Linked DNA regions of Mus musculus: all the other regions are linked to region 1. A link is a loop called in an ENCODE intact Hi-C map of the cell type or tissue named here. Cell type or tissue: heart. All regions are shown on one strand. Region 1 overlaps Slc28a1 (solute carrier family 28 (sodium-coupled nucleoside transporter), member 1). Region 2 overlaps Alpk3 (alpha-kinase 3). Region 3 overlaps Iqgap1 (IQ motif containing GTPase activating protein 1). Region 4 holds the start of Zfp592 (zinc finger protein 592). Region 5 has its middle 3.8 kb from the start of Zscan2. Region 6 has its middle 7.8 kb from the start of Gm32112. Region 7 holds the start of Wdr73 (WD repeat domain 73).

Region 1 (4,000 bases):
AGTTACACCTCTCTGACCACACCCTTACAGATGCACTATGGAGCGTATTTCCACCATGATTCTAAGCCCAGTCACGTTGAACATGAAGATTAACCATCATACGCCCATCTCCCCGTCCTGCAAAGCAGTACCAAGAATGCTAGGGCTCCATAGCTGGATTAGATAAAGAGTAGCCCAGACTTCTACACAAGCCCCAAAGCAAATGCCCAGTGAAGGCTCAGCCCCTTTGTGCAGATCGGGCTTGCATCCCTTCCCAGGCCTCTGTTTGCTTCCCTGGAAAATAAGAGTCCTTTCTGTCTTAGGTTGTAAGCACAGAGGGGGAGGTGCCTGGGTGTGAGGAGCACGGTAAGTGTCAACACACACGGGTAGGGTAGGGTGGTGGTATGCAGGTCCTATCACAGAGGAGGGAGGACAATGGGGCCCAGAGAGGCTCAGCTGACTAGAAACCCACCCTCTGTCTCCTCTGAGATTCTTCATCAAGAACCATGACCTGTCTCAAAACAAAACAAAACAAAACAAAACAAAACAAACAAACAAAAAACCTGTGACCATCACCCAGCCGCCACCGCGGCAGCTCACTGCTTGCCTTCTGACTCTTTGTAGACTGAAGCTCCACTGCTGATCCGGCCCTATCTGGCAGATATGACACTCTCTGAAGTTCACGTTGTCATGACTGGAGGCTATGCTACTATTGCTGGCAGCCTCCTGGGCGCCTACATCTCCTTTGGGGTAGGTAGAACTTTTCTCTGCTGGGCTATGCCAAAGCCCTGAAACTGCCTTTCTGGAAGCCCCACAAGCTCCTAATCACAGCAGTCATGGGATGTCCCCTCTCTGTCTCAAAGCCCAGCTTTGCCTGAGCAAGGCAGGCTTGCTGGGCTAAACTACTTGGTTAGACCTTTTTTTTTTTTTTTTTTTTTTTTAATGGTTTTAGAGTTTTATTGTAGAAAGGCGGGGGGGGGGGGGAGAAGGTAGAAGGAGAGAGAGGCTGGCCATGGCCACTTGAAGAGAGGGGGAAGGGAGAGAGAAAAGGAGGGCTAAGAAATGTCAGAGCTTAAAGAGAGCTGGCTACACTTTTCAAATGGCCCCTGGGTCAGATTCCCAGAATTCCATTTACTAAGCTCATATTATGTATCAGGCACTATGCTGGGTGCTTTAATATCCCCGTTTTATAGATAAGCAAATTGAGGCTCAGAGAATAAATTAATGGTTAAAGCCAGGATCTGAACCCAGATCTGACTCCAAATTTCATGCTCAGTTTTCCATAGGCTTTCCCTGGGGATCTGCCCTCCTAAATGATGTATATCATAATCCTCTCATGGGCCAATCCAGTATTACAAATTGGACCCTAAATTCACATAGGCAGAGAAAAAATTTACTTGTGTGTGTGTATGTGTACACATTTTTTCTTTTTCTTTTTTTTCTTGAAATTATTTATTTATATTATTTATATTACTTTTTCTTGAAATTATTTATTTATTTTATGTATCTTACATACACTGTAGCTGTCTTCAGACACACCAAAAGAGGGCATCAGATCCCATTACAGATGGTTGTGAGCCACCATGCAGTTGCCAGGAATTGAACTCAGGATCTCTGGAAGAGCAGTCACTGCTCTTTACCACTAAGTCATCTCTCCAGCCCCAATTTCATTTTTTAAAAAGAGCTCAGGGGCTGGTGAGATGGCTCAGTGGGTAAGAGCACCTGACTGCTCTTCTGAAGGTCCAAAGTTCAAATCCCAGCAACCACATGGTGGCTTACAACCATCTGTAATGAGATCTGATGCCCTCTTCTGGGGTGTCTGAAGACAGCTACAGTGTACTTACATATAATAAAAATAAATTTTAAAATCTTTTAAAAAATAAAATAAAAAGAGCTGTAATCCTAGCACTTGGGAGGCATAGGCAGGAAGATCAGAAGTCCTTGGTCATTAACTATATGTAGAACTGAAGGCTATTTTGCCTCAAAAATCAAAGAAAAAAACCCTAAACATAGGAAATTTGAAACCCCAAACTTTGTTGGTAAAACGGTTTAATAGTGACATATATACACGCTACCTGCATATCTTAAGGTCTTTAAACATCTTAACTTTGCTCTGGGCCTTGTGATCTGTTTTAAAAATCACCCCGTGTTCTTTCTAGACACATGAGCTTTGCAGACACCTCTAGTCATTAACTGGGACTTAAAAGGCAAGGAGGTATCTTACCACACTAAAAGAAATAAAATAAAGCCAAAGGAGGTGGTGGCACACACCTTTGATTCCAGCTCTTGGGAGGCAGAGGTTGGCAGATCTCTGAGTTTGAGGCCAGTCTGATCTACAGAGGGAAAGCCCCAGGCGGCAGCCATAGCAGGGTCTGGGAAAGCACCTAACAGAGGGACCTTCCGCTCTACTTCTTCTGTCCCTGGCTGCAGAGAGGCTCTCTTCTGCCCCCTGCCGGGCCTTAGCTGTCACTGCCTTCCCAAGGAGCCTCCCAGGTTCTTTTCCTTTGTTTTGTACAGCTGGCTTTTAAACTCAGGACCCCATATATGCTAGGCAAGCCATTGAGCCACACTCCCAGTTCATGGTCTCTTTATTTCCAAAGCGTTTTTACTATATTGCTTGTGTATGAGCACAGGGGCACACGTGTCAGAGGCACGCTTGTGTGGGTAGGAGGGAGTCAGTTCTCTCCCTCCACCGTGGGTTCTGGGGATTGAACCAGGGCTTGTTATGACAAGTGCTCTTACCTACTGAGCCATCTCAATGGTCCCCTCAGTCCACAGATTTCTCTTTGTGGCTCAGCCTCTGACCCTTGGCCACATCCTTTCTATTGCAGGTATTTGGATAGTAGCAGGACCTGTCCAACACAGTAGCCATGAACTCCTGAGTACTTGAAACATGGGCAGTTTAAGATGAGGTGTCCAGTATTCTTTCTTCACTGCTCAAGAGCAAACCCAGGGCCTCAATCCCAAATGCTAGGCAAGCCCTGTACCACTGAGCTAAGTCCCCCCTTTTTTTCTTAATGTCTAACTAAGTTACTTAGACCGCCCTTGAACTGGTGACCTCCTGCTTCTGCCTCCCAAATAGTCAGTGTTACAGACTGGTACCCCCAGCCTGGCTTTCTTTGCACTTTTAAACATGTGACTGCTGGCCACAGTAACCGTGTTGGTGCTTTTCTGGGTGGTGTTACATGCTATGTAGGCCCATCACCTGGGAGGTAAAGAAGAAGGACCACAAACTTGAGGTCACCATCAACTGCATAGCAACGTTGAGGTTAGCCTGGGCTACACAAGACTGAATCTAAAGAATGTAGCAGGAGTGAAATTACAGATATGGTCTCTGTTGAGTTTGTATTGGACAGTGCCAGCCTAGGTCTTCTCTTTTGTCACACAGCACCAAGTGTCACTTGACTGAATCATTTCATTATGACCTCCACATACATTTCCAATTATGCTGTTGTTCCAAAGGCTCTAGGATAGATACCAACTTTCTCTGCAAATCCAAACAAGCTGGTCTCTCAGTGCAGAGGTCTTGAACCCAGGCTGGTCATGGTAACATTCAGGAGTTGGTCACTCATGTTTCCTATTGATTTGCCCCTCAAGGGAAACAAGGATTTGCAAGATCCTGTACTCAGGATCAAAGCGACTCTGTTGCTTAGTTTCCATATCTGTAAATGAACAGACGTACTGTTTACCTGGCCACAAAGGATAGATGAAAATGGTCAGAAAACACTTAGCATGGTGCTGAAAAGTGACCATATTAAGATCAGAAGGTGGGCAGTGGTGGTGTACTCCTTTAATCTCAGCACTCGTGAGGCAGAGGCAGGTGGATCTCTGAGTTTGAGGACAGCCTGGTCTACAGAGTGAGTTCCAGGACAGCCAAGGCTATACAGAGAAACCTCGTCTTGAAGAACCAAAAAAACAAAACAAAAAACAAAACAAAAACAAACAAACAAACAACCCCCCCAAACCAAAACAGACCAGAAATCTCTCCTTTGTTTCCTTTCTCACTAAATACCATTCTGCA
Region 2 (4,000 bases), 82 kb before region 1:
GGGTGGGGCAGTGGCAGTATCTGCTGTGGGGACCTGTATGAGGAGCCTCAGGGAAAGCAGGCATGGGGCGCCATGGTTTCTCAGAATCAGTGTGGACTTGCCAGACTCCAGTTTGGTGTACAGAATCTTGGGACGTTTTATTGAATGCTCTCAATCTCCCCATGGGAGTCTTTTCCGCCTCAAGCTCAACCCAAAGAAGCAATTGAGGAATTATTATTCTTAGTGTGTGTGATATGTGTGTACTGTGGTGTGTGTGTGATATGTGTACTGTGCTATGTGTGTGTATCTGTGTGTATGGTATGTATGTGTGCATGCATGTATGTGGCATGATGTGTGTATGATATGTGTGTGCATGTGTATGTATGTGTGCATGTGTGTATGATATGTGTGTATGGTATATATGGTATGTGTGTGTGTATGTGTATTATCTTAGTCATGGTTTCTATTCCTGCACAAAACATCATGACCAAGAAGCAAGTTGGGGAGGAAAGGATTTACTCAGCTTACACTTCCACATTGTTGTTCATCACCAAAGGAAGTCAGGACAGGAACTCACACAGGGCAGGAACTTGGAGGTAGGAGTTGATGCAGAGGCCATGGAGGGATGTTACTTACTGGCTTGCTTCCCCTGGCTTGCTCAGCTTGCTTTCTTATAAAACCCACGCCTACCAGCCCAGGGATGGCACCACTCACACTTTGATCACTAATTGAGAAAATGCCTTACATCTGGGTCTCATGGAGGCATTTCCTCAAGGGAGGTTTCTTTCTCTGTGATAACTCCAGCTTGTGTCAAGTTGGCACATAAAACCAGGCAGTACATGTATGTGTGTGATATGTATGTGAGCATGGGGGCAGACATACTGAAGCACATGTGTGGCGGTCAGAGGACAACTTTCAGGAGTCAGTTCTCGCCTTCCATCCTGGATGCTAGGGTTTGAGCTCAGGTCATTAGGCTCACACAGCAAGTGTTTTAAAACCCTGAGCCCAAAGGAATAACTATTTTTAAATGTATGTATGTGTGTGTGTTTGTGCCACATGCCATAGTGTGAATGTCAGAGAATGATTTGGGAGTTGGTTCTGTCCTTCCATCATGTGGGTCCCAGGGATGGGACTTGGGTTGCAGGCTTGGGTAGGAAGCACCTTCACCAGCAAATCCATGTCATGGACTTCAGGAGCAACGTTGTTGTTGTTGTTTGTTTGTTTCTTTGTCTTATCCCTGTATCTCATGATGCCCAGCCATGGTCTCCTACTGAGGCGCACCTACCAATTGAGTCTGTGCAGTTGTCAGGGCTCTGGGCAGCCACAATATCCACATCTCCAGTCGCTGTTGTTCCCTCCTCATCCCACATGGATCCCAGATCTGAGTTCATTCAGTTTTCTGTAGCAGATTAGAAAGAGGTCACCATGGTATCACCAAGAGTGGGTTGTGGGAAAGGGGGAAGGGAAACAGGAGGGTGCCAGGAACTGGGGAGACAGCGTTAGACATTCGATCTCAGTCTAGAGGTGTTCTTGGCTGATCAGTGGCTGAGACTGGCCTTTGTGTAAGGCTGCTGCTGTCTCTGCTTGTCTTAGCGGAGGCAGTTGTTCTTCCTCCCTGGGAGAAGCATTCCCTCCCCCAACAGAGGTAGGATGTGTCAGCCCCGACTCTGGGACCTTGCCAGGCGAAGATGATGTTTTCCTTATGGTTGGAACTTTGTCTCGGGGAGGAAGATTTAGCTGTAGCAGGAGAACAGGGAACTGGCTGTTCTGGGAGGGAAACCCCTGCGGACCTGGAGCAGGAACACAAGACCTACAGCATTCTTTCACTCACTGTGGGGACAGACAGTGGCTGGGCCATCTGACTCCTGGCTCCTGCAGGCCTCTTTAGGCTGGAATGTTACTGTCTGAGACTGCTCATCTCTGCCCAGTGTGGTGGCCTCCCCATCTACTCTCTTCAGTTCTGGGGTGCATTCTGTATTGGGGTGTGTATGTGCACGTATGTGCTTATTCACATGCTAAGGCAGAAGAAGAAAACATCAGAGGTAGGTAGGTTGAAGCCAGGGACCTAATCTGTGATAAGAACCACATTTATTGAATGAAAGAAAGAAAGAAAAGAGAAAGAATCCTATTTTGGGCAAATAAGTCTAATATGAGGACTTTTAGGTGCAAAATGTTATACACTGGCCCTAGAGTCCTCATTGGGAAGAATGCTAGAGAAGGGAAGTTTCTATGTCATTTGACAGCCATGTAGCCCTGGGTAGTAATTCCCTTAGCTCCGGTGGGGCTTGCTTTTCTCCTGTGTGAAGCAGGAATCACAGCGCTCACTGCATAGCAGAGAGGGATTGGAGTCTGGGCCCTTCTGCTTCCTCACTGGTGACTTTTGTAGAAGTCTTAACTCATGAGCCTTAATTTCCTTTTCATTTCCCTTACTTAAAAAAGCCTTTAACTGTTTTAATGCATGTATGCTCCAGAATATTATGTATAGCATGTGTGTAGCAGCGCCCTAGGAGGCCTGAAGAGGGCGCCAGAGTCTCTGGAACTGGAGTTTCAGGTGGTTTTGCAGGACTGCGTGGGGTCTGGGAACTGAACTCCAGGCTTCTGCAAGTGCAGCAAGAGCTCTAAACCTTGGGTGTGGGTCTCGATGTCTTGTACTGGGGATTGTGACTACATCCTTAGGAGCATTCTGATCTGAGAGTAGATGGGACATGCGTGAGGACTGTCTCTTGGCTTCTGGCACACAGTTAAGTCTTCCTCAATAAATGTGAGCAATTTGAGTTCAGAGGAACCAGGGAAAATTCCATATCTGACAGTTAGTTCTCTTAAAACTCTAAACTCCTATTTGTCTGACTCTGAGTTTCTTTAAATTAGGAGTGACTGGAAAAGACAGTGGGTGTCCAAGTTGGGTTCCCTAGGTGAGCCTGCTAGCTGTGCAGCAGACCATAGGCTGTGAAGGGGCAGGGGAAAGCTACAGGCTCAGGTTCTATTTTGAACTCTCCCAGAGTTCATTCTCTCTCTCTCTCTCTCTTTTCCCCTCCCTCCCTCCCTCCCTCTCCCTCCCTTTCCCTCTCCCTCTCCCTCTCCCTCTCCCTCTCCCTCTCCCTCTCCCTCTCCCTCTCCCTCTCCCTCTCCCTCTCCCTCTCCCTCTCCCTCTGTTTGCGTGTGTGTTTGCATATGTGTACCATGCATGGAAGTATGTGTGGAGCTGAGTTAAGGACATAATCCTCTTGAGCTTTTGTGTATTTATATAACATAGTAACCATCACCCAGGAAGTAACCAGCACGTTACAAATAATCTTGTTTTCAAAGCCATTTGTTTTGTTTTGTTTTGTTTTGTTTTGTTTTGTTTTGTTTTTCAAGACAGGGTTTCTCTGTGCAGCCCTGGCTGTCCTGGAACTCACTTTGTAGACCAGGCTGTCCTTGAACTCAGAAATCAGCCTGCCTCTGCCTCCCAAGTGCTGGAATTAAAGGCGTGCACCACCACCGCCCAGCTTCAAAGCCACTCTTGCTATGAAGCCCTGATCCCCATTATTGGCAGAATTATGGGGTGTTCCTGTGGCTCAGGCTCAGCTGTGTAGGCCACTCCCTGTTCCCCTCCTTGTCCCAGGCCTTTGCCCCACTCCAGCCTCTCTTGGACTGCAGGCTGAGGATGTCCCTCCCGGGCAGGTCATGAGGCAGAAGACTCCAAGGCCCTGGTGGGTGAGATCATCCCACAAGATGGTGAGAGCACCTGTGCTTGCCCTAGCCACACGCACAGTGATGTAACCCAGGGCTTTAGCGCACAGTGGAAACACAGGGCTCAGTTTACAGCCAGCACAGCCCAGTTTGTTCCTGGCCCAGCCGGCTGTAGCCCTGCCTCCCCTGCTCCCCGCTGATGTTCGACTTCCCTTGCTTGCCCTTTGCCCTTCCTCATATGCCTCGGATGGGGCTCCCGTGGGTTTGTTTCCTGTTCCTTACTCCTTTGCTTGCTCCTCTGACAGGGGGTTATGGAGGAACCGCTATGCAGGCACTGGTGCAGGCGATA
Region 3 (4,000 bases), 420 kb before region 1:
GCACCCGGTAGCTCTCAGAGTCTTACCTTCAGCAGCTCGTCCTCACCAGCGTCAGGGAACTTCTCGTGCAGGGAATCCTTCAGGACTTTGGCAATGAAGCGCATCCCATAACTGTGGGATGGACAAAATGGAGTGAGGTCAGGCCACAGAGTATGCCACCAGCCAGGCTTTATTTGGAGTCACAACTGATGGCACTCACGGGATTTTGTCCACAGAGCTGACGATGGCTGAGAGGAACTTGTCTGTCACGGCCCTCATGTTCCTGATGGAGTTGTCTAACCTCGTCTTCACTTCTTCATGAGACAAGGCTTGTTCAGGAGTCACATCATAGGGCAGTTTGCTGAGAAAACAGAAATGACCCCCAGCAATGTTAGATCGACCCCCAGGAATAGTTCGAGGCAGGAGCTTGTCTTGTTTATAAATAGAAGGATCCAGGAAGCTTAGCTAACTTAGGCTCCTCTGCACAAGCTGTGATCTGGATGTCTTGTATCATGTGTCACACCCTGATAAGCACTTAGCAACAAAATGTAGGGGAGCCATCATACCTTCTCCTGAGTCTCTCACAGCAGCAGAGGCTATGAGCAGGTAGGTAATCATCAACATACTATATGGGCTAGAGGTTAGCTCAGTGATATAGCACTTGCCTGGCATACCCATGACCCCAGGTTAACCCCTAGCAATGCTTATAAACAGTGAGCTGATCAGAACTGCTGCAGGTCAGAGAAAGAGCCTCTTCTCAGCCCGGAGAAAGGAAGGAAGGCGCCCGACCCCAAGGACAAGAGAGCAGAGGAGAAGGGTCTTCTGGGGGTACGTGCAGTGTTACATACAAAGGAGGAACAGAAGGAAGAGAAAAGGGAGTGAAAAAGCTAACACGGATCAGGCCCTGGAGGATCCTATATGCACTAAGTCTGGACTTGCTCAGAAGCCGCAAGTAGCCACTGAAAGGTAAAAGTTCTGGGGCACGGAGATGCCTCACAGGTAAAGGTGTTGCTATGGAGCCTGGAGACCCGAGTTTCATGCCCAGAACCCACAGAAACGTAGACAGAGAACCAACTTCACAAAGTTATCCTCTGACCTCCATGGGCTCACTTACTCCCCACCCCCCACCCCAACACAGTCATACACACACACACAAAGACATACAGACATACACTGAGAAAGACCACTCAGGCTCATCGTAAAAAATAAATTAAAGATGGACAGACAGACACAGATGAGAGACGTGGGAAAGCAGCGTCCCAGCTTGACCCAGAAACGATGAGTATGAACAGAGACGAGGGTGCAGCCATGCAGACCAGGCACACCCACAGGCACTGGAGACACAGCATAGCCAATGACGTGGCACCTTTGGATGTCAGGGGAGACAGCCAGACGCAGAACTGAAGCACTGGGCTTCAGACGAGGCTGGGGTATGGGCCAGTGGACAGACTGTCGGTCTAGCACACACTGAGCCCTGGGTTTAATCCCAACAGCACATAAATCAGGCTCTACAGTTCATGCCTGGGAGGTGGGGGTGAAGGGATCGGGAGTTCAAAGTCAGCTTCAGCTACATAGGGTATTTAAGGCCAGCCTAGGATAAAGACTTGTCTAAAAGGAAAGGAGAAAGAGAGACAGACAGACAGACAGACAGACAGACAGACTGGCTGAGACTGGCATAAGAATGACAGATGTGCTACAACATGGGCCTATACTTAACAGGAAGGAAATAGAGACAAGGAGCTGAAAGAAGACAAATACAGGGAGAAGGCTTCTGGTATTCTCAAGGTTAACAAAGGAGTAATGATTATTGTATAATCCAAGTGCTCCCTAAATATAAACCAGGTGACCTAATAAGAGGGACAGAGGGAGAGTTAGTATGCAGAAGGGAGGAGAGGCAACCAGGGAGGCAGAGATTACAATCACATGGCCACAGGTCAGTCAGGGCCAAAGGCCACCAGAAATTGAAGAAGCCAAGGAACGGATAGATGTTCTTTGCTGGCATCTTGATTGAGCCCAGTGATTTCTATTTCAAGAATTCTGATAGATTAAATTTCATCTGCTTCAACTACCAGTGAGTGGCAGGTTGGGTTTGGTCACTATGGCAAGCCGAGATAAGCAGGCAGGGCATGATTGTCATAGCACACTGACTGAGTTCCAGGACGGCATTTGTAATTTACAATAAAGCACTGTGTTGGGAGGCTAAGTAGATGGGAAAGGCTGGGAGCCATGATGCTTACATGCTGGTGGCTTCACACACCTCATAGGCACTGGTACTGAAAAAGCATTCAATTTCCATTTTATGGAAATCAGGAAACACTAGTTTCTTACAGGCAACAAGAAGGAAAAAAAATCCTGAACTGGCCAGTAGGATTCTGATTTGTAAATGACCAACTGACTCATTGATCATCTAAGAAAATAACTTAGTGACCCTGAGCTGTGTTCATGAGGCTGCTATCTAAGAATGGCCTGGGTGACAAGCCCAGCTTCCCAGACAGACAAAGGCAGAGCGAGGAGAGGCAGTCGGGAGAGCTTAGAGCTTAGCTGAGTGGTTCAATTCCCAGCATGAGAAAAGTTTCATGATGCCCAGAAAAAGATCAGAATCCCAATGACAGACTGACAGAACACTGAACTCAATGGCGTGCCTTAATGCCACACAAGGCTTTGTGGCTCACCTGCGGTGACACATTTTTGGCTTGGTATGGTTTGGTTGTCTCACTCTGCAGCTAACTCTGAGTCTATCTGCCTCATCCTCCACAGGGCTGGCTTTGCACACATGCGCCACCATGCCAGGCTTGCAGGTCAAATGGCAAGTGGTGTGAAGAGCTACCCCACCCAGCACCAGTGAGCTCGATGCCATTTAACCCATCCCAGCTGCGCACATCTTGTCTCTGGTCCTCCCCCACCTGAGTAAAAGCAGCGGCTCAGCTCTCTGCACTTGCTTTTCTCAGCTTTGCCCAGATGTGATGGACAAGCCTTTGCTCTGTGTCTGTCTGCGGTGGACAGAGTTTACCCTGGCAGGTTCTTCTCCCATAACTAAGACATTCATTTGGCTTAGCTTTACCCAGGCAGAGATCACCACTCACCCTCACGCCCTTCCCTCTTGCACGGGGCCAAGGGCCCCTCGCTGTTCAACTGCTTCAGTTACAGCCAGATCCTTTCCGGTTGTTAGGCCCTCAGCCAGCTGGCAGGGCGGTCAGTCACGCACACTCCGCACCTAGCACTTACCTTCTCATCCTCTAGGTCCAGCTAAAAGAAGTCCCACCTCTGCAGACGGTTCTCCCTAATGCCTGCCAGCATTAGCGCTCTCCTGTACTCGGGTAGATACCTTACAGAAAGTTTTAAAAACCTTTCCTTGGTTGTAACTTTTATTTACCTGTTTGTTGTCTCTGTTCCCTAGTAAGCTATGAATGGGTAAGGGGAGAAGTCTGTTTCATTCACGATGATGATGGTGGTGATGACGATGGTGATGGGGAGAGGTGTGAGGCACAAAGCACACGTGGGGCTGGTTCTCTCCATGTTCACATGGACTTGAGAGGAAATTCACTTCTCCAGAATCACACAGGAAGAAGAGCCTTACCCACTGCGCTCTGCTATCCATGCCTCGTTCACTGTTAGGTTTGATCCTACATGCATTTGCTAAACAGGGGAATTATCAATTTGACGACTTACAGCATAGTTCTCAAAGGGAAAGTGTGTGTGTGTGTGTGTGTGTGTGTGTGTGTGTGTGTGTGTGCGCGCGCGCATGTGTATTTCTTTGTAGTCTATGCTGGCCTGGAACTCACTGTGTAGCTAAGACTGACCTTTCTGCCTCTAGAACCCAAGTGCTGAGACTGTGGACATGGGCCATCATGCCTGACAGGAAACGTCCTTTGAACAATCATTACTTTGCAAATCAGAAGGAACTGCTTTTTTTAAACAGATACGAAAACAGCAAACACAAAAGAAAGGGGCTGTGAGCACCAACCTCGCCTCTCCTGTCTGCGACTCCATCTGATTAACCCAAGACTTGTAAATATCCACA
Region 4 (4,000 bases), 160 kb before region 1:
TTAAAATCCTGATTATCCCACCTTCAGGAGTAGAATGCCGAGATTACAGGGATTCATGCCACCATAGTATGGGGTTTTGAACCAACTGTAGCCAGAGATTAAAGACAGAGAATTTAGCTGTTTATGGATACCATCTAGGATTATCCTGGTAGCTCATCTGTGGAAAATTGCATGCCTCCCTAACTTACAATAAATAAAAAGTCCTGCCAGGCATAGTGGTGCATACCTTCTATCCCAGCGCCACAAAGCAGAGGTAGTGGGTCTCTGGAGTTGGAAGGTAATTTGGTCTACAGAGCAAGTCCTAGGACAGCCAGAGCTACACATAGAGAAAACCTGCCTCAAATAAACAAGATCCTTTCTTTCTTGGCTTTTAAGGCGGTCTTTCAATGTGTAACCCCAGCTGCTCTTGAACTCAAAATCATCTTGCCTCATTCTCCCAAGAGCTGGGATTACACACATGCACTACCGCACGGGACAAATATTTCTATCTTTATTCATCTTTCGAATCTTGTTGGACAACACGCCTTTTCCTTGGACTTCCTCTTCCCCATTTCCCATCTTTCTGGGATATAAACTATAAATGACTCTGTCTTTGGCTCCTTGAGCTCTCGCTCTCTCTCAAACTGGAACAAATGAAACAAACCTTTCTTTTTACTCCTTCTTAAGATGGAGGCTAGTTTTCCCTTCCTCTCCCTGCCAAACTTCTGGAAAGAATAATTTCTCGTAACTGCCTTCACTCCTTCATCACTACCGCACTCCTCATGCAGGTGTTGGGTTCTGTCGGGTCCTGGCACACAGCAGACTCAGCTGAATGTCAGCTCTGGCCCTTTTGCCAAGTGTGGGCTTTTTCCTGGTTTCTTCGGGAGGAATTTGCTCATGCTTAGCAATCCTGCCTGGCACCAGAACTGGCCTGCCAGTTCCCACCGTCCGACCCTGCTGCCTTACTATCGCGTCCCCAAGGGACTCCAGGTTCTTGGAAAGTCCTGCGGGTCAACTTGGTAATTTTTTTGTCGGCCGCCTCTCCGAGTTCTTGCCCTGGAGTCACAGCCTCCCTGGTGAGCCTGCGAATTGCCAGTCCACCCTGAGAGGTTATCAGCTCCCTCCACCCCAACCCCTCCACCTCCATTCCACTCTCCGAGCGTCCCTTGGCTCCCCCAGAGGTAACACGTCTGAGCGCCCCGCGCCCGCAAGCATGTCCTTCCATCCTGCGACGAGTAGCCATTTAAGGCGCACCTGAGTGCCCAGGCCCACTGCCCTCCTGCTTCCTTTCACTTAGCAGTGCTGCCTAGGCCCGACTCGCCCAGCTCTCCGCGAAGACGACTTCTTCCGAGCTCTTGAGGCGCTCGGCGTCCGGTCGGCCCATAGCCGCGAAGGTACAACGCGTCCCTCCGGCAGGCGGCCTGGGCCGCACCGAGGCCTCAGAGGCGCGTCCGAGCTTCCCGGGCCCAGGTGGCCGGGAGAGGCCGCGCCAAGGGCGGCGGGAGCCAGCCCAGGTCGGAGTCCCGGTCCTGCCTGCGCCGTCCTCGCCCCGCCCCTCCCCGGAGTCAGCGTAGCCAGGGTCGCACCAGCCTGAGGCGGGAGGGAGGCGGAAGGCGCGGGGCCGGGCCAGGCCAGGCCGGGCCGGGCCGGGCCGGGGCAGCTCTATAGCCGCACCGCCCTGGCCGGTGCCCAGGCCCGAGTCGCCTTCCGCCCGCCCTTCCCACCCGCGGCCTCAGCCAGGTCCCGCCGCCAGCCCGGCTCCCGCCCCCGCTCCGCCCCCGGAGCCGCAGCCCCGCCCGCCACCGCCGTCGCCATGTTGTGGCTCCCGCAGCCGGCGCTGGGGACGCGCGCGGCCGAGCCCGGGGCCTGTCGCTGCCGCCGCCGCCGCCGCCGCCAGGTAAGCGCCCCCCGCCGCCTGGACGGGGCGAGGCCACCATCCGGGCCGCTCCAGCTCGGGCAGGGGAGTCTGAGAGGAGCGGGCTCTGCCCGCGCCGCGGCCCGGCCCTGCAGCCTGGTGGACCCTGCCCGCCGCCCCAGGCGGCAGCCACTTCCCCCGATCGCCGCCAGGCGGGCCCTGGCCACCACCCTACCCCGCCCCCGGCCCGGACCCCTTCCGCCGCCGCCGCCCGCCGATCGGGGCGGCCCGGGCACTCCGCTGTCGTCCCGCGCGCGACAGGCGGCCGCCCGCCGAGCCCCCGGCCCAGGCAGGGATAACGGTGCACTTCACCAGGCTGGGACGCCCTGTCAGCTCCACGGTCCCCGCCGCGCGAGGACCTGGCGCCGTCACTGGGCAGACACTTAGAACATCGGCCCTCCTCGGCGCCCCTCAGTCTCCCCCTCAGCCTCGCCCAAGTTCTGACCCCGGGGGTTCCTTCTCCCGGGGCAGACAAGTCTTCCTCCTCCAGAGTTGGGGTGCTTAGGGGGGGGTGACCAGGCCTGTTGATCAGGCTTGAACTGATTTCTCTGCGGGGTCTCTTCCTGCCAACCGAGGGGCTAGTGGGGAAAGGCTCCGTGTGACCCGGGGAGGGGGAGGACAGGAGAGCGTCTGCTGGACAGATGGCCTCCTGGCCTTGAAGCAGCTTTTGTGAGGGGGAGGGGTCCGTATGACCTTAGGTATGCCTGCTCTTGAGAACCTAAGATTATTGGAGGTGGTCAGGTATTTTTTTTTTTTTTTAACTATTTTTACGAGCAGACCAGAGGTGACATTAAAAGTCCAGGGTTGAAACAACCTACAGGCCCACCCAGGGAGCATGCTTTGTAGCCAGGACAAGCCTAGATAGTTTCTGCTTTAGGAGAGTGGGATTCGGGTGGGTAAAATGGGTTTGGACCAGGGTTTGCCCGTGGCCTGTGCTCGTGTAGGAGCTAGAGTGTGATTGTGTCAGGTGTACACCGGCTGAGCACACAATGTGCTTGGCCTGATGGGTGCTGAGTGGGACTTCAGAAGTCTATTTGCTAAACTGACAGGTACATTACAGTGGGAAAGAGAAAGGAGCCTGGTGCTTTTTTTTTTTTTTTTTTTTTTTTGGACCATTTCTACAGCTCCACTGAAGATGGCTTTGGTTCATTACCCCTCCCCCCATCTCCACTTTTAACCAGGTTGGCCACCAAGCTCCGGTCTTAAACCTCCCCCGTAGTTGGGACTTCAGGCAACCATGCCTAACTGAAAACATTTTTTTTTCTGAGTATTTGTAGTATGCGCCATGACAGAACTAGGTTTTGGAGATACTGTGTCAACCAGAAAGATACCTCCACTTTAGTGTGGGAGATCTTGACCTAGAGACAAAGTCCAGAAATAAGAAAATATTTGTCAACAAATACATGTTTTCCATGTGGCGAGCAATGAAAACTAACTGTCCTTGTACAGCTTTCCTTCTAACATGTGGGAAGACAGTAAGGACAGGGTCTAGTAAACACGGAGTGTGTTACAAAGAACCAGATACTAACAGGGAAGAGGAAAAGAAAGAGAGTTGAATCTGAGGCAAAGGGAGGTGGCAGTTTTTTGTTTTATTCTTTGTATATACAGTTTAACTATGTCTTCCTGACTGGCCTATCTAGATCTTCCTGCCTCAGCCTCTTGAATGCTGGGATAACCATCACTCTTAGGCTCAGTGAGGATTTAGTTAATATTACAATGGCAGAGGCCCTAAGAAGGGCTCTATGTGTGAGCCAGCTCTCTCTCTCTCTCTCTCTCTCTCTCTCTCTCTCTGTGTGTGTGTGTGTGTGTGTGTGTGCTGCAGGTTGGTGGTTTGTTTTTGCAGTGGGGGAAATCAGTCCAGCCTTAGTAAGAGTCTTGCTAAGCACAGACTCTGCCTCTCCTCTGAGTCCTAGCCCCAGAGTAGTTTTTAGAACAATACTCTGAAGGAAATGGCAACATCAAATTTATAAACTCTGATGAGTTCAAGGGGGAAAAAGATGAGGAAAGAGAATAATTTGAATTGGGGGCTCAGGGAAGCCTTCCCTGAAGAAGCACCATATGACCCAAAGAAGGCTTAAGCGTTAACCATGTGGGGAGCAGCACTCA
Region 5 (4,000 bases), 300 kb before region 1:
TGTGACAAGTTCATTATTTTTGCTGAAGGTTACAGGATTTTTTTTTTTTTCTTTCCAATAGCCAGCTATTTTAGGGACACATTTTTTTTCTTATAAACTAAACAGCCTCTGTGTGTGTGTGTGTGTGTGTGTGTGTGTGTGTGTCCTCTCTCCCTCTGTGTGTGTTAAATTTTCCTTCCTCTTATTTCAATCCTATCTTTATAATTAGTTTTATAAAACCTTAGAGAACATTGCAGATTATGGAGATAAATCCTTCTGAGACATAAGCTGTCCCTGGTGTCACTCATGCCTCTATGTCTTGCCAAGGACCACCCCACACTGGGACTGCCTCTGAGTCATTTTGTCCAGCCTAGAGCACCCTTGTGCCTTCCCACAAATGTCTTTGAATAGAGAAATTCAGAATAGGGCATGGGAACCAGCCAGAGGTTGCAGATCTGTTCTCCTGCCAGGAAGGGGCTGGAGTAGAGCCTAGCCCCCAGTCACAGAGAAGCCCTGGTCAGCACAGAACAACTAAGAGAAAAGCCAGCTTCCCCCAAAGAAGAAAGGGCCTAAGGAACCAAACCTCCTCTCTGTCATACTTAATGTGCACAAGTGAAACCACAAGTAAGAACATGCAAGCAAGCAAGCAAGAAACAAACAAACAAACAGAAAACCCATATGACCATTGTCATTGTTAGGGCTTTAGTGCTGTGAAGAGACACCATGACCACAGAAAGTCTTATAAAGGAAAACATTTAATTGGGGCACTGCCTGGCTTATTTTTTAATTTAGTGTGTATGAATGTGTACTGCCACATGCATGCCCAGTGCCTTTGGAACCTAGAGGAGGGTGCTAGGTCTCCTGAAACTAGAATCAGAAACTTGTGATCCCCCAGGGCAGGGCTGGTAACTGAACCTGGGTCTTCTGCAAGAGCAGCAGTGCTCTAACCACTGAGCCATCTCTCCAGTCCCCCTCTTCTCTCTATATATATATACATATATATGCACATATTTTTTATTTGCTTTGTTTATGGATAGTATCTTACTGTGTGTAACCCTGGCTGACCTGGGACTCACTATGTAGACCAGTCTGCCTTTGAGCTCACAGAGATCCACATGCCTCTGCCTCCAAAGTGTTGAGATTAGAGGCGTGCACCACCATGGCCAGCCCCTCCCTCTCTCTGTTTTTGACAAGTGAGTTATAGGATCTGAAAGTGTCTTGGATGGGAGTATAATCTGAAAAACTCAATCTGTTAGGATTGCACAAAGGTTTTAGGATATCTCTTCTATTGCCAAAGAGGTTTCTTGTCAGATTCTTAGAACACTGGGGACCAGTGAGTTGGATGTCTCAGCCAGGGATGGGATTCATGGCAAAAGAAGAGATCCAACTCCTGCAAATTGTCCTCTGACTTCTCCATTTGCTTTGTGCCTTGAATGCATGTGTACAAGCATACATGCAAGAAGGTAAATGAATAAGAAATGAAATCAATAGAATATCCCTAGAAATTTATAGGTTTACAGCTGGGAAAGGAGACGAAGCCTTAAGCAAATGAAATTGTGTTGGAAGTCTTGACTTTCAGCTGGTTAGAAACTTGAACCAGAGTCCTTGGTGGATTTCCTTCCTATTACCCATAATTCCCCCTGGCTGCCTAACCTGCCTCAGCCTTTCTGTCCCATGGTGGTCTCAGAGATTAGCTGTGGCAGCAAGCCCCTCCTCAACAGTACCGTTAGGCCCTGAGTTGGTCTCACATGTGACTTATTTTTTGTTTCAACTGGGATGGATGACCTAGGCCAAAGCCAGCGTCCCTGAGCTTGAGTCACAGAATTGTGAAGACTGGCTGTAGGGCACTTCGGTGACGAACTAATTCCAGTTCTTATGGTCAGCAGTTGGTTTGGGATGGGAACAAAAATAAAAGGATTTTTGGACTTCTGGAAAGTTCCAGAGGTGCACTCCACTGACCCATCAAATCCTTCCCTTGTGGAAATTTCCACTGGTGGTGAGGCTGGGCGCACAAAGGGACATTTCTCTGTTGATATAAGGTCACTCCACTGGCAATATTCTTTGGGGTTTCTCTGTATAGCCCTGGCTGTCCTGGAACTCACTCTGTAGATCATGCTGGCCTCGGACTCAGAAATCTGCCTGCCTCTGCCTCCCAAGTGCTGGGATGAAAGGCTTTCGCTGCGGCAATGTTCTTTTAGCTCTCCTCTCCAGGCATACTGATGGCAGGAGCCATGGCGGCAGCTGGCAATTACATCCAGGAACTTAGCGTAGAGTTCCTAGGTTGGCCTGGAGGTGGCACTGTTCGCATGTGGTCAGTTTAGGACTACTGAATTAATCAGTGAGCAGCTATTGATGCTAAGGTTCACTCTTATACCTAGTAACAAACCTCTACATACTTCTTGAGCATCTTTTTTAGTTAAGTATCTCCTTTTTTAAAATTTATTTTTATTATTTTATGTGTATGATTATTTTGCTTGCCTGCATGTGAGAGCACTGTGTGTGTGCCTGGTACCCGCTGAGTTCAAAATGTCCTTGTATGCCCTGAGACTGGAGTTACAGACAAGTACTCTTAACTTTGGAGTCACCTCTCCAGCCCTTCTTTTGTGTTTTGATAAATGAGGTTAATTAGTGAAGAAATGGTGCATTCAAACTGTTACAGTTTCTTCTAGGCTCCACACCATGGTTACCTGGCAACAGCTAGGTATGCCTGACTCACTATAGAAGGGACTGCTTGCCTGTCTTCTCTTACTCTTTTTTTTTTTTTTTTTTTTTTTTTTTTTTTGAGACAGGGTTTCTCTGTATAGCTCTGGCTGTCCTGGAACTCACTTTGTAGACCAGGTTCGCCTCGAACTCAGAAATCCGTTTGCCTCTGCCTTCTGAGTGCTGGGAATAAAGGTGTGCGCCACCACGCGCCCGGCTTCTCTCTTACTCTTTTACTCTCTAACTCTCCTCCCTTTCTGCCCCTTCTCTCCCCATTCCCCTCCCCACATCTCTCCACGGGTTAATGGTCAGCCTCTCTCTCTCTCTCTCTCTCTCTCTCTCTCTCTCTCTGCCTTTCTCTGCCTCTATTACCCCCTAACTCCCCTCCCCATGCCCTAAATGAACTCTAGTTTATACTATACCTCGTCCTGTGCCTGAGCATGGGCCCACAGAGGCACCCCCTCACCTCATCATACCACACCACCTCCAAACATATCCTTGGCCTTTCTTTCTTTTTTATAAAACAGAAAACAAACGTTTTTGGGGGTGATGTGGAAATCCAATTCAGAATCTATAAAAAGACAGGATGAACGAAATTGACTGGATAAAAATTCAGATTTGGGGCTGGAGAGGTGGCTCGGTGATTAAGAGCACACACTTACTCTTGCAGAGGAGCAAAGTTTGACTCTTAGCACTCACGTTGGGCAGTTAATAACCTTCTCTAATTCCAGTTCCAGAGGATCCAATACCTCTGGCCTCTGTGGGCATCCAAATTCAAATGCAAATACCCACACAGAAACACATAATTAAAAATAAAATAAACCGTGATGGAGAGAGAGCTCAGCAGTTAAGAGCACTGACTGCTCTTCCAGAGGTCCTGAGTTCAAGTCCCAGCAACCACATGGTGGCTTACAACCATCTTTAATGGGATCTGATGCCCTCTTCTGGTGTGTCTGAAGACAGCTATAATGTACTTATAAATAAAATATATAAGTCTTTTCTTAAAAAATTAAAAAATAAAATGAACCTTAAAAAAAAAACCAAAACCCAGATGTGGGGCTGAAGAGATGGCTTGGTGGTTAAGAGCATTGGCTGCTCTTTCAGAGGACCCTGGTACAACCTCCCGCACCCACATGGTAGTTCACAACTTTTATAACTCCAGTCAGGAGATCCTACACCCTCAAACCAGTGCACATAAAATAAAATAAAATAAAATAAAATAAAATAAAATAAAAAATTTAAAGCCAAATATCATTTTAAGTCAGAAGAAATGAATTTATTTTGCTGTGTGTATGTTTGTGTGTGTGTGTGCGCGCGTGCG
Region 6 (4,000 bases), 270 kb before region 1:
CTTTGGTCCTCTGCAAGAGCAGCAACTGCCATTAACCACTCTGAGCCATCTCTTTAGCCCTACATTCTCCCATCTTATTCATTTTCTTGACTAAGTTCTGGGTAAAATAGGCTTCCAAAAAGAATGGGGGGGGGGGAGGGGGCAGTGGGCAGAGAAATCGCTCAGTGTTGGTAACACTGGCTGCTCCCCTAGACCTGGGTTCAGTTCTCAGTACCAATATGGTTGCTTCAAAACAGATTATCTGTGACTCCAGTTCCAGGTGACTCATGGCACTAGGCATACACACACACACACACACACACACACACACACACACACACACACGTATTCACATGCAGACAAAATGTCCATACAAAATAATAGTATCAAAAAAGCTCTTGTTCTCTTACTCTCTTGCTCCCTTGCTCTTCTCCCCCCCCACCTCCAATGTGGCCGTGGCCCACCTCTACTTCCCTACTCTTCTCCCTCCCTCTGCCTTTCTACAATAAACACCTTAAAGACATGAAAAAAAAAAAAGAAAGAGAAAAGAAAAATGAGAAAAGAAAAAGAAAAGAAAAGGAAAAAAGAATGTTTTTGTTGTTGTTGTTTGTTTTGTTTTGGACGTTCTTACCCTGGTGGAAGGCATAGGAGAGGGATTACAGAGAAGGGAGGAGAAATTTAAGCCCTGTGCCTATCAAGATTGAGACCATTGCTGCTTGGCTCTAATTCTTCCTTGCTAAAATTGAATTCTTTGTGCATGCTGTATTGCCATGACCAGTTTGAAGTCGTCTCTTGGGGGAGCTTAAGAACAGTGACCTGCTGTGGTGGGGACTGGAGGAACCTCAAACCCCTCCAAATACTGCTGCCCTGTAAGAGCTCAGACTCAGACCAGACTTTATTTTAAGACCCCATAGTTATTTGAACAGTGAGGGAGGATTGGCTGGTTATTGGCTCACATGTATGAGCTGCGTGAACCTACCCTCTGCCGCATTGTGCCACATGGGTAACTTGGGTTTTCTCAACCCTGAGTGAATAGTGAATTGCAAGGCAAACACAGCTTCAAGCTCCTTTTAGCAGCCTTCTGGAGCCGTTTCTCCAGAGATTGCCACACTGCATGGGCACCAGGCAGTTAGCAGGGCAGACAGCAGGGCCCTTGCCTCTGACCCTGTGATCTAATGGAATTCACAGGGTTGCAGTAGCAAGAGGCATCAGGATCCTTCCAGGCCCACACACTCCAGCAGATGCTGTGCTAAACCAATGATGCTAGTGGCTAAAACCAAAGAATTCTAAAGAGACGATACTACAGTTGCTTCCTTCAGAACAGTTCCAAATGGTCCTTCCCCAGGAGGTCCAGATCTGGCAGATAGCAGCATCAAGACAGGATCCAGACAGGAGGCTGTGGCTCTGGCATGAGACTTGCCAAAGCTTGAAGGGCAGAGCCTGCCTCTGAACTCACTCATCTTTCTGGCTTCTTGATGTGGAGGAGTGAAACACGCCCTGGGCCACCCGAGCTGTGCTGCACTTTGCTGCTCCTTTCAAATGAATTTGCTTATCCTACAGTCTGGATAGCGGAAGCTTGGTGTCCTCAAGCAGACTGACTGGAGAGTGTACAGCTTTAGATGTTCTGAGGGCTGGTCTCTGCAGGGAGCCAAGACTAGACTAGCCGGGCAGTGGTGGTGCACGCCTTTAATCCCAGCACTTGGGAGGCAGAGGCTGGCGGATTTCTGAGTTCGAGGCCAGCCTGGTCTACAGAGTGAGTTCCAGGACAGCACACAGTGTTCACTGCTGATCTATCTCTCCAATCCTTAAACATTTCTATGTTAAGATTTAAAAATTCATTCCTTTCCTCAGTCCTACTTCAAAAGAAACAGAAAGTCAAATACCATTCAGCAGTGAAGAGGATCTTTCCCTTCCCTTCCTACCCACGCTACTTTCTTTAAAAAATATTTTAAAAATATTTTTTAAAAAAGTGCACATGTGTTTTGCTTACAGGCTGTGCATGCCTTAGTGGACAAAGATGCCTGAAGAGAGTGTCAGGATCTTTGGAACTGGAGGTATTAAGCATGGTTGTGAACCACCATGTGGGTGCTGGCAATCGACCCCTCGTGCTCCTTAAGAGCAACAGTGCTGAACTATCTCTCCAGCCCCTGTTTCTTGAGCAGAGGTCCTGATTTATGCTAATCACAGGTCTACCACTCTCTCCTCTGCAGCAGGGAAGACCTGAGCACTGTGGCCCCTGAGTCCCACTGGATGAATTACCTTTTTTTTTTTTTTTCTTTTTAAAGATTTATTTACTATGTATAGAGCATTCTGCCTGCATGTATGTCTGCAGGCCAGAAGAGGGCACCAGATCTCATTATACGGAGCCACCATGTGGTTGCTGGGAATTGAACTCAGGACCTCTGGAAGAGCAGCCAGTGCTCTTAACCTCTGAGACATCTCTCCAGACCATAATTTATTATTATTATTATTATTATTTTCTGTGTGTAGCTCTGGCTGTCCTGAAACTCTCTCTATACTTGGCTGGCCTCTGCCTCCCAAGTACTGGAATTAAAGGTAAGGGCTACATCACATCTGTCAGGGAGAGTTACCAGCAGCTGGTTAAGGGCAGAGCCTGGTCTGGTATCAGTTGAGAACAGCCAAGGCCTTTTTTGCCTTATGGTTTCTATCATCAACTAAAAAATGCCTACAGGCTTGCCCACAGGCCAGTCTGGTGGGGGCATTTTCCTCAGTTGAAGTTCTCTCTTTCTAAACGACTGGCTTGTGTGTAACACTGGCATAGAAAAAGCCGCACAGCCTTGAATCGGGAGGAGTGCCAGGGCTGGGAGAATCAGAAGGGAGAAGGAACACACAAGGGCTGCAGAAACCAAGGGGTTCTGGGACATTTCAGTGAGCCTTATATCCAAGAAAAGCCCCACCTGCCATCAGAACTGCAGAGGGAACTGGGCTAGAGCGGGCTTGCTACAAGTTTTAGCACCATGGACCCGGGAACAGCATCACTACTGATTCAAAAGCCTGCAGCCCAACTGCTGCGAAGCCAGAAGCAAGCACCTTTGAGGCTAAGACCCTCCCGATGAGTCTTCCTGGGTGCTTGCTGACATCTTTGATGCTTTAGAGGTGCTAGGAAGCCTTCTCTGCCACAGGGGACTCCTAGGGAGCAGCACCAAAGGGTGAATGGTATGGAAACAAAGGGTCAGAGGAGACTTCAGGGACCCAGAGGCTGGGTCCCAACCTTTGGGTAGCGGAGAAGATCGGGGTAAGCTCTCCTCTCCAGAGTGCTTGGAACAGTAAGAGACACAGCCCCAAGGGCAGAATTAGGGACCCTGAGTTGCTAGTCAGGGGGATAGGTTCTGGGGAAATATTTACCTCCTATCCTGAAATACAGCGCAACCAAGCTCTCCACCAACTACAAGAGCAGGGTGGCTCACAAAGACTATTTATTCGAAGGGGTTTTCTTTACTCCATAGCAAAGGTGTCTTCTTGTCTGTTTCTGTTTGTTTGTTTGTTTGTTTGAGACAGGGTTTCTCTGTGTAACTCTGGCTGTCCTGGAATTCATTCTGTAGACCAGGCTGGCCTCAAACTCAGAAATCTGCCTGCCTCTGCCTCCCAAGTGTTGGGATTAAAGGCGTGCACCATCATGCCTTCTTGTCTCTTTCTAATAACAGCACGGACACAGAGCAGGAAGAGCCCTCGCAGATGAAACTTGTCTGTTGAAAACACCATTTTGTTGGGCTTTGTTGCTTGAGTATTCCAGAAGTTCTTTGAGTTTAAGAATTTAGGGCTGGGGAGATGGCTCAGTGGGTAAAACACTGGGCCACGGAGCCAGGTGTACACAGTGAGAAAAGAACAGAGAACGCCTGTCTCAGGTAAGGCAGAAGGTGAGGACTGCTACCTCGGTGCCCTCTGACCTCCTTATGTGCCCTATGACAAGGCAATTCACATGTGACTGCACGTGCGCGCGCGCACACACACACACACACACACACACACACACACACACACACACTTTCTAAAGAGCTGG
Region 7 (4,000 bases), 250 kb before region 1:
AAAGTCACTCGGCTGGACCTCGGCAGGGCTCATCTACTCGTGTAAATATCTACGTACGTGGTCAGCTTCTTTTTTCCCTCCTGCCTATCCCCAAGCCTTTTTCTAGTCTGTCCTAGCCCTTGGATTATGGGGCAAAAACAGTTTACACCTTCCTAGAGGAAGACACAGAAGACAAACAGCTTAACCCAAGAATGCAAAGATTACTACCACCAACCCACTCACCCTCCCACTACAAGCAAGGTGGGTCTTTCTAGCAATAAAGACAAAACAACCATGTAACAAGTGTTCACTCTATTAAGAACATCTGTTTTCTTTCTTTTTTTTTTCTTTCTTTTTTTTGGTTTTTTGAGACAGGGTTTCTCTGTAGCCTTGGCTATCCTGGAACTCACTCTCTAGACCAGGCTGGCCTCGAACTCAGAAATCCGCCTGCCTCTGCCTCCCAAGTGCTGGGATTAAAGGCGTGCGCCACCACTGCCTGGCACATCTGTCTGTCTGTCTTCCTTCCTCTCTCTCTCTTTCTTCTTTTTTTTTTTTTTATTTTTTTTGAGACAAGTTCTGTGTAACCCTGGCTGGCTAGGAGCAGCCACTAGCTACACTCACACATTCTCTCCCCCTATTTCAAAGACTATTCTTTCTCCGCATCATTTAAATGTGCTCCCCAAGGCTCTGCCCTGCCGCCTCAGATCCTGCTCCCTCATCCCAGGCGACCTTACTCATCCACATGGCTCCCTCATCTCTTGTCTGTGAGGGACTAAGATGCTCTGTGAGCACTGCACCACTGACTACTTCTCAAGGCTCTACATTTTTAAAATTTATTTTATGTATGCGGATGTTTTGCCTGCCTGCAAATGCTGGATGCCCTGGAAAGGAGTTACAGCAAGTTGTGAACTGCAATGTGGGTGCCAGGAGTCAAACGCAGATCCTCTGGAAGCGCAGAGTGCTCTGAGCCCCCGAACCATCTCTCCAGCCCACGTCTATTTCTGATAAAGTAAGACTGCTCTTTGCCTGTAGCAGCTCTCCTGCGACCACCTGCTTGTCCTTGGCATTCATCCCCATGCACAGGGGCCTTGTTCTAGACTTTGGTTTTGTTTTTCTTTTTTTTTGAGACAGGGTTTCTCTGTGTAACCTTGGATGTCCTGGAACTCGTTCTGTAGACCAAGCTGGCCCCAAACTCACAGAGATTCACCTGCCTCTGCCTCCCAAGTGCCTGGATTAAAGGTTTGCACACGCCGCCGCCCGCCCCCCCCCCCTCCTTCTGTGGCAGCCCCAGGTACTTGTCAGGCAGAGTAACAGGCACTCCAGAAATGCATAATAAATTGACACAGATAATCAGCTTCTCTATTTAAGTTACCTGGTTTTCCTGTACAGAGAGCCTGAGAGGTAGTATCAAATGAAGAATCTCATTTTTTTTCAAACTTTCATAACCAGCAACAAAGACTCCTGAAATAAAACAGTAACTATGACAAAGAGTTAGAAATATCGTGGATCGTGGCTGGATTTATAAATTCTCCCAATACCTTCCCCATTCTCTGAGTAGCCTTGTGTCAGGGGATGGAAGTTGAATGGGTCTCCCTAGCGGCTCAGACTTTAAAATTCAGCCCATGAGGCAGAAACGCATCTCGTTTAGTAGCAGGCAAGATATATTACCTTTTTCACCAATCCACTCAAGGACTCGAGTGGCTCCTGAGAGGTCAAATGCATGGAAGTCTTGGTACCTGCAGGATAGGGTTACAAAAATCACGCGACGCACAGCTAACCAAGAACTGGGAGATCGCTGAAGGACTGGTGGAACCAGGCTCTGGAGTTAGGTAAACATGGGGCTGAATCTTTTCTTCTGCATTTTCCTCCCTGGTGTATGAGACCGGGCTGGCCATAAGGAACCAAGCCTTGGTTCCTCACCTGCGGAACTCCCATAAAGTTGATTTCCCCAAGTTGAGGTGAACAATCAGGAGAAACCTGTGTTCAAGTTAACCTAGAATCCGGCCCAGGGTAACCGGCCATGTGTGCCTTATCAGCCCTCACATGCGCGGATCTGGTCACATTACTTGCTTACAAAGGACCCAGAGTCCCAGAGCTAGAGGCCGGGGGTCAGGACCTCCATCGGTCCGTGCCTGGGCACTGCCCACGAGCCCACAACCGCACGCGCCCTCTCCCATTGCCCATCAGACCCGCCCACGGGCCAATTTACAATCGCAAAGACTCCACGAGCCAGTCCTCAGCGAGCTCCATAGCAACTGTGGCTTCCGTCGCTCCACTTCCGCCAGCCAGACTTCCTGGGCAGGCGCGCGCTCTCGCGAGGAGAGGGCGTGGTCTTCCGCTGGCTGGGGCGGAAGCGCTCAGCGCTGCGCGAAGCCCTGTTGATGTTTCTTCTGTTCTGTGTGCAGAGTCCGGGTGAAAACGACGCAAAAAAACCAGATCCATCGATGTCAGCTACAAGCAGGATCGGAGACATCAAATATACCCCTAATGTATATTTAGGATCAAGAATGTGCAGCCAAAGAGCTGTCAGTGTCCCAAAGCAGGTACAATACAGACTTAATTGGCACTTCAAGTGAACAGTTAATTTAAGTTTGCGTGTATTGTCCGTAAAGGATACTTAAGGACTTTTTTATTTTTTAAAATGAAAGGAATCTTGTTTAACTGGGGATGTAGCTCAGCTGCTAGAGTGCTTGCCCGGCATGCACGGAGTTAGCTTTTCAGTACCCCGTAAAAATAGACAAAAAACCCAGCGCGGTGGCGCATGACTGATCAGAAGTTTTAGGTCATCATCTGCTGCATAGAGAGTTCGAGGCCAGTCTACTGTTACACAGGACACGATCAACAAAGTATCTGACATTCCAACTTAATTTTTATTCGATAACTTTGGCAACATGTATGGAGGACCCTACATTCGGAGAAGAAAAAGAACACAGCAGGGCTGGATTCTAGTGTGGCTCTCTCCCGTATGCACCAGGTAGTGCACTAAAGTTTGCCATGGGGATCAAAGGTGGGGCGAGTGCAGCATAGTGTAGGTAGCCCCCCACTGCAGGGGAAGAAGCTTTTGGTAGCAGAACTCACTCGTGGCTGGATCAGTGCAGCCAACACAACACCTGACTGCTGAGAGCTGGCTGGCTGGTGCCATGGTGGGGGGTGATGGGGCTTTTCTAAGACCACCCTAGCTCTCTGAACATGCCACCCTCCAGAACCCTTCCCTCTTTCCTCAAATGTGGGTGGAAGGAGAGGCCCAGACATTCTGTGTAAAGAGCAGTATTTTTATTCACCACTTCACCAGGGAAGCAAGAAATACAGCAGGAAAGACTTTGTGTCTGCATCATTAACATTCCTGGTGACCCAACCAGAAATCACAGTAACAGATTAACACATTTGAGCTTAGGATTTACATCCAGAGGAGGCCACTGCTAGGGTTCCATTGTCAGCTTCCCTGGATGGACACATTCTAAGCCCAGCATCCGGTTTGTTCCATTATTGGCATCACTTCTGCAGTAGTGGCTCCAGCAGCCTCCTGTACTGAAGGCAAGAAGGGAAGACTTGACTCTGGAGTCCACAAATCAGGGAAATGCTGAGTGTACCCAGGAGGGCAGCTGCAGGCTCTCAGCTGAGCCTCTCAGTGAGAACCTTTCTCCCTGGAAGACCTGAGGAGTCAGGGGGATTGGTTTTCCCAGAATATAGCCCCAACTTCACAGGGTAGTCATGACAACTAAAGGACATCACAGAAACCAAGCCCAAGGCATTGGAGAAGTGTCAGCAACATGCCCTACCCCCCATGCTCTGCTGCAGACCTCACTCCCTGCCACTGGCCATGGCAGTATTGCTTTCTATGAGATTCTCTGGTTGGTCGTGGTATTTCAGGTCTTCCAAATAATGTCCCTAGAGGTGATGCGCTCTCTCTCTCTCTCTCTCTCTCTCTCTCTCTCTCTCTCTCTCTCTCTCTCTCTCTCTCTTTCTCTCTGGACTCAGCTAGCCCAAGCTTCTCGCTTTTGCATCAGGGGTTCCAGGGATG

The links. Peaks named below come from ENCODE experiments on the same cell type or tissue, not always from the same donor. Only the 100,000 strongest peaks of a DNase experiment are listed, where the experiment ranks them.
Region 2: it touches region 1 in a loop (2.4-fold over the local background); 9 of 42 quality-filtered maps call a loop at or near these places.
Region 3: it touches region 1 in a loop (4-fold over the local background); 16 of 42 quality-filtered maps call a loop at or near these places.
Region 4: it touches region 1 in a loop (2.4-fold over the local background); 3 of 42 quality-filtered maps call a loop at or near these places.
Region 5: a loop joins it to region 1, with 8 times the contacts of the local background. A loop is called at or near these places in 22 of 42 quality-filtered maps.
Region 6: it touches region 1 in a loop (8-fold over the local background); 26 of 42 quality-filtered maps call a loop at or near these places.
Region 7: it touches region 1 in a loop (2.7-fold over the local background); 2 of 42 quality-filtered maps call a loop at or near these places.

Annotation. Positions count from the first base shown.
Region 1 is chr7:81,152,797-81,156,796 of GRCm38, forward strand. Slc28a1 (solute carrier family 28 (sodium-coupled nucleoside transporter), member 1) reads left to right here. Exons shown (of 18, transcript NM_001004184.3): 11 at 604-729. Among named protein-coding and RNA genes, the nearest start is that of Slc28a1, 40 kb to the left of the region's middle. In heart, a CTCF peak has its summit at 2,430 (motif pointing left); a DNase peak (open chromatin) is centred at 2,375; H3K27ac peaks cover 489 bases.
Region 2 is chr7:81,070,972-81,074,971 of GRCm38, forward strand. All of the region lies in intron 3 of Alpk3 (alpha-kinase 3), which reads left to right. Among named protein-coding and RNA genes, the nearest start is that of Alpk3, 15 kb to the left of the region's middle. In heart, a CTCF peak has its summit at 2,489 (motif pointing right); DNase peaks (open chromatin) are centred at 1,710 and 3,670; H3K27ac peaks cover 2,580 bases.
Region 3 is chr7:80,730,043-80,734,042 of GRCm38, forward strand. It overlaps Iqgap1 (IQ motif containing GTPase activating protein 1), which reads right to left. Exons shown (of 38, transcript NM_016721.2): 26 at 3,944-4,000; 27 at 200-340; 28 at 27-111. Among named protein-coding and RNA genes, the nearest start is that of Crtc3, 43 kb to the left of the region's middle. In heart, no CTCF peak of the experiment used is centred here; no DNase peak of the experiment used is centred here; H3K27ac peaks cover 425 bases.
Region 4 is chr7:80,991,887-80,995,886 of GRCm38, forward strand. Zfp592 (zinc finger protein 592) reads left to right here and starts at 1,798. Exons shown (of 10, transcript NM_178707.4): 1 at 1,798-1,876. In heart, CTCF peaks have their summits at 1,380 and 2,016; a DNase peak (open chromatin) is centred at 1,595; H3K4me3 peaks cover 3,958 bases; H3K27ac peaks cover 2,794 bases.
Region 5 is chr7:80,855,129-80,859,128 of GRCm38, forward strand. No RefSeq gene overlaps it. Among named protein-coding and RNA genes, the nearest start is that of Zscan2, 3.8 kb to the right of the region's middle. In heart, a CTCF peak has its summit at 2,262 (motif pointing right); a DNase peak (open chromatin) is centred at 2,233.
Region 6 is chr7:80,883,576-80,887,575 of GRCm38, forward strand. No RefSeq gene overlaps it. Among named protein-coding and RNA genes, the nearest start is that of Gm32112, 7.8 kb to the right of the region's middle. In heart, a CTCF peak has its summit at 2,315 (motif pointing right); no DNase peak of the experiment used is centred here; H3K4me3 peaks cover 42 bases.
Region 7 is chr7:80,898,997-80,902,996 of GRCm38, forward strand. It overlaps Wdr73 (WD repeat domain 73), which reads right to left and starts at 2,273. Exons shown (of 8, transcript NM_028026.2): 1 at 2,189-2,273; 2 at 1,648-1,715; 3 at 1,352-1,440. The coding sequence starts at 2,229. It overlaps Nmb (neuromedin B), which reads right to left. Exons shown (of 3, transcript NM_026523.4): 3 at 3,231-3,507. The coding sequence ends at 3,472. In heart, no CTCF peak of the experiment used is centred here; DNase peaks (open chromatin) are centred at 2,275 and 3,085; H3K4me3 peaks cover 2,051 bases; H3K27ac peaks cover 1,971 bases.